Regions from separate parts of the Homo sapiens genome. Here region 2 is linked to region 1. Evidence: chromatin contacts called from ENCODE Hi-C or POLR2A ChIA-PET data. All regions are on one chromosome and are shown on one strand. The core of a region is the stretch at or near the end of the contact, and the rest is flanking DNA. Distances in the headings are between cores, read along the strand shown. Region 1 has its middle 240 kb from the start of SEMA6D. Region 2 has its middle 29 kb from the start of SEMA6D.

Region 1 (2,518 bases), core at 13-2,512:
TGCCTGGCACACAAACAGGGCTCGAATATATTGCTATTGGTATGATTATGATTTAGGCTTTTATTTAGGTAAATGAGAGCGCTTTCTTTTTTCAGCAAAAATTAACTGAATGTACACTAATTGCTTGGCACTTGTCAGGTCAGGCTCTATTATGCAAGCCACAAACTGACACCTAAATATCAGTGACTTAATGTCACAAAGGCTTATTTCTTGCTCATATTTTATAGCCAATGAAATGTCAGCAGGGACTCTGCTCCACACAGTCACTCAAGGATCCAAGTTGAAGGAGACTCTATCACCCTGTAGCTATATCATCCAGAATATATGCCTGCTAGATGGCCATGAAATCGTGCCGCAACATCGTACCATAGAATCATGAAGCATTGCATGAGAGCTTTCATTCTCTTAGTCTGCAAGTGACATTCGTATTACCTCCAATCACACGTCATTGTCTAGAGTTGGTCACAGTGTCCTGTCTGATTGCAAAAGGGCCAAGGAATACAGGGAAAATGACAAAGGGACCATTTGCTGAGCATCACTGTTTTTGCCTCAATATTAAGCACTGAAGAAACAAATATAACGAAGACTTAGTGCCTCTTTGCATGTAGCAACTTGCGTAGGTGTTAAATGGCTTTAATAAGTCAGTACCTACTAGAGGGATGCTGCACATATGAGTATTTCATTGAAGTCACACAAGACGCTTTGAGAAGAATCATATTTTAAGATGATTTTTAAAGTCATGTGACATTTGCTGTGAAAGATATACTTGTAAGTTTAAGACTTAATGCCACATACCCTTTGTGCAATAAGGTTTTCATTGCCTAGAAATAAAAGTGTAGTTTTTGTTTATGGTAATTTCATGGTATAATAGAAAAAAAACAAATATTGAGCAAACATTCTACAATTAATTAGGCCATTTACTCTTCAATCTACTTCTCTAAATTGAAAGGAGAGAGGCCTCTGGCTAAGATATTCTGACTCCAATTGTGACAGGGAGGGTCTGTCTTCCTCATGGCTCAGTGGTAAGCCTGCCTCAGGCAGCCCTCAGCTTCTTCTCAACTCAGTTCACTCCATGAGTCCAAAAGCAAGGCGACAAGCTGACAGGAACTCAGCTAGAATTCTTGGCCTTCTATTCAGCTTCATGAGCCAAAGGGAAAAGAGGCCACCTTCCAAGGTCCAGCCAGCTAGGAATTAAGCCTCCTTCTCCTTTTTTCTTCCTATACCATTGCCAGAAAGCCTGTGGACAGCCTTCCCAGGCTTCCGGCTCCCCTGGCCAGCTGGGAAAGGCACAGCCTTTCCAGAACCCGATGAGCTTGCCAACAATTTTTTTTTTCTTGCCCCATGTAAGAGCCAGAATTGCGAGATTACAAAGCCACCATCACAATATAGTCACTAATAGATGTTTTAAGAGTCCAAGGGGAAAGAAGGAGTTTCTGGGTCAAAGAAAAAGAAAGAAAATGATGAGTTTCGAGCAGTGTAGTCACAGTTTTTCAGAGTTTGCTGATAATCAGAGCAAACCTTTTCCTTCCAGGGGACCCCAGGCAGTCTGGAAGACGTGTCTCTGAAATCCGTTCAGAGCCATATTTCATTAGTTTTATTTTATGAGAAGCTTTCTTTTTAAGCATTAACCCCAATTCTCTAACGCATGAAAAATTTAAGTTCATACTTTATGAAGAGGCATAATGCTGGTACCAAATCTCTATTTTACATATAGACTTCCTGAGGACTTGATGGAGAGCCAGCTAGTGACTCTCTTTCTTTCAGAGTGTGTAATGTGAGTCAGGGGACTTCAGCATAATTACTGGCTTTGACAGGTGATGTAGATGACTTCCAAAGTTGGCCTTGGTGTCTCTTGGCTCAGGAACTCCCCTGGCCCAGCCACAGACCCTCTCTCAAGAGGTACCGACTCTCTGATTTGGCCTGGTATTATCAAGGGTCCACTGGCTCCACAAATCCTAAATCTTCTCTAGCCCCGGTTTTGGACTGGAACCAAAGCTGCCTCTGCAGTGGCTGAGGGGAAGGGCCCAGAGTGCAGTGGGTACTGCCAGCTGTGAAGTGAGGGTGAGGCTGCCACTCCTTTCCAGGGAGGCCTGTCTGCCTCCTCCTCTCATCTATGTCCCCAGTCTCACGGCTGTCCAAAGGATTAGCAAAGCATTTTCTTTTCCTCAGACTGACCCTAGAGAAGACGTAGAGTCTGAATGTCTCTTTTCCAGGAAGTTCCCATGACTCTTTGGAGAGCAGAGTGCTGTCTAACTTATCACAGTTACAGTTTCAAATGGCAGGTACTACACAAAACATTGGCACTGTCTTTCTCCAGAAAAATGGGTGTCATTTGCTCTATTATCTGCATAACTATAAGCAACCAGGCAAGTAGTCCTTGACAGAACAAAAGCATCTTCAACCCAAAAAAAGTGATTCTACCTCCTACCTTAGACTTCAGAATCCAGTTCCAAAAATCAAATCAATATTTTCCACATTGAACAATTTCAGGATTCAGTCTTCACCTATCTCTCCTTTA
Region 2 (2,518 bases), core at 10-2,509, 210 kb before region 1:
GCAACTTGTTTCCTACTGCCTATAACTTCATCAATGGGCTAAACACCATGTCTGCAGATGGGCAGCGCAAGGTGTAATTGCTGGAGCAGCCAGAGCCTCTGTCCCTGTGACAGAAACACTCCCCTGCATAGAGAAAGGGAGGCGGATGGCCATGGAGGGGGTTTTTAACAGCAGAACTGGCCTGCCCAGGAAACATTTTGCTCTAAATCCCTGCTTTCCCCACCCGTAGCAAATCTCTTGCTGTCCAGGAAACCCCTGAGGAGCTGTGAATAGGAAAGAGATGATGATGAGCACATTTATGCATACCAAAAAGCTGTGTGCCCCGGCAAGCTCATTTCATCAGACTGTCATGGAAGTCAGTCCTCTGCGGAGAGACATGCCCAGAAGAAGGGGAGGGAATGGAGTAAGAACTTTGCTCTGAAACAGGAAGTCCTCATCTCTCAGTGTGTTGGCAGGGCATCTGAAGGTGGTGGCAGGGCCAGAGAAAATTAGGATTCCTAAAGACCAGTCTCTCTCCTTGTTAGAGCCTTTAGGTTGTCTGGGGCTCTTTGTTAAAGGCTCTGAAGGAAGTAGAGGCCCTTCCTCATTTTACCCAGTGTCCAAGGCAAGACCTGAAGAAAGCAATGCAGAGGTCTGCTTATTTTCTTTTTTCCTATCATCTCACTGAGCTAGAAGCTGATTTATAAGCCCAGGATTCCTATTCTAAGATATAGCCAATTGGCTAAGCATGACAAAGTTATCTGGATATTGCCATCTCATTGGTGTAATTTTATATGTGTTTATTTATGAAAGAGCCAATCAGCTTTTACTACTGAATTCAGTTACATGCTGTCCAAGACTGCCTTCTTATAGCATCTTCTAGGATTTCAGCATTTTCTGAACAGGTTATCAAACCTAGAGATATTCCAGTTATCCATATAAAAATGAAATTCAAAGGGGTGACTGAAACAAGAAGGATATATTTTAAGAATCTGAATATGAGTGTATTGTTGAGCATGGTGAATGTGAACAGATATTACTGATAAATTATGCCATGTAAAGTCTAAGCTCATATCTGTTTCCAGGTATGGGAAGGGCATTACTGTATGATCCATATTTCTGCCACTGCCTCCCAGACCCTCCTTTTCCTGGGTGGATCTTTGAGGAATATTAAATCCATTATATTTGTAATGATTCAAAATTGTTTATCCATGATTCAAAATTGGTTTACACTGTCTTTGCCAACTTGCACGATGGCCCATGAGTCATTTCCTTTGCCTCCCTGAAAGCCCTCATTTTTTAAACAGTCCTTTCATCCAACCAAAATATGCTTGTGAAAAATTTACATAACTGAGATATATTGGTAATGTGTGTAGAAACTCTCATTAGGGACCTTACCAAAGATTTCGTCAATCCCTCATCTTTCAGTGAAGAAACTGAAGTACAGTTTGGTGAAGTTGCCAGGTTACATTATGAAACGGTAGACTCAAAACTTGAAAATAAGTCCTCTTCCAAGTAGTCTGCTGAAATTATGTTGCCTCATCAATGTCCCTCCCATCTCTAGTCAATGCGAATCAGAGTCTCAAGGTTGGAAAATACCTTAAAGGTTTGTTAACCTACTCATTTATCTGATCTTTTCATACTCTATAAAACCCTTAACAGCTCTTCCCCAGCCTATGCTTAAATACTCCCATGACAATGCCTTCAATAATAATTGTTGAATGAATGAAGACATAATAATTTTATTCCAGCTTCTATTATGATTGTCCTTTTAATATTTGAAGAATTTTCTTGTATTTAGATTGAACATTCATGCTTTATTCAATATTTTTTAGGTTTTATCTCGGTTTTCAGCCTTCTCATCACCAGGACTCCCTTCTGAAGCTGCTTCTAGTATGGCACCCAATAGTCAGTATGATGCTCAGCATGACCTGATCAGCTTCAAGGAGAATACAACTATCCCTATCTTATTTTAGAGCCAAATACATTCTGGGTTAACACATACTATCATCACACTGTCACACTGTGGACTCTATGAACTTAGTGTAAATTCAAACTCATTTCTAATATTTTATATCTAATTCTCTTGTCTCATTTATTCCCATGGTTTTAGTTACTACATATATGTTGATTCTCAAATATGTACCTCATTAAGTTAGTTTGGACCTCATTTGTGAGCTCCAGGTTCTTATGTTCAACTGTATCTTGGTCATCTGTAGTTGGATAGCGCACAGGAACATGAGCTATCAAAATTCTACATGTCCTAAATTTTAGCCCTTATTTTCTCTTTTTAAACTGCTGTTCCTCCAATATTTTCATCTCCCTAAACAGTACCATCCTATAATGATGGTCAGAAATCTCAATATAAGTATCATCGATGTCTTCCCCATCCTTCACATCTCAAATCCAAAAACTTACCACATCTGGTTGCTTCTACTCCACAAATCTCTCTCTGCTACTTTTCTCTCTGCTGCTGGCTGTCAGCCTCTGTTGCCGGGATCCCTTCTGAACATGCTTATTCTCCACATGCTTCCAGATT

The links. Hi-C counts contacts between places; a loop is a spot of excess contacts on that map. ChIA-PET counts read pairs that join two places held with the same protein, here RNA polymerase II (POLR2A). Pooled maps may share reads with other maps.
Region 2: a loop to region 1 is called in a map of heart left ventricle, with 4 times the contacts of the local background. The contact joins two enhancer-like sites. A Hi-C loop is called at or near these places in 2 of 168 maps with a recorded cell type or tissue (A673 and heart left ventricle) and 1 of 50 pooled maps. POLR2A ChIA-PET finds 5 or more read pairs at or near these places in 1 of 52 experiments (activated CD4-positive, alpha-beta T cell).

The regions. Positions count from the first base shown.
Region 1 is chr15:47,472,740-47,475,257 of GRCh38, reverse strand. It overlaps a transcript of SEMA6D not described here. Among named protein-coding and RNA genes, the nearest start is that of SEMA6D, 240 kb to the left of the region's middle. Within about 2 kb of position 1,262, at least 7 of the 41 ENCODE cell types and tissues checked have a DNase peak (open chromatin) inside an H3K27ac peak, as active enhancers do.
Region 2 is chr15:47,687,657-47,690,174 of GRCh38, reverse strand. It overlaps a transcript of SEMA6D not described here. Among named protein-coding and RNA genes, the nearest start is that of SEMA6D, 29 kb to the left of the region's middle. Within about 2 kb of position 1,259, at least 2 of the 41 ENCODE cell types and tissues checked have a DNase peak (open chromatin) inside an H3K27ac peak, as active enhancers do.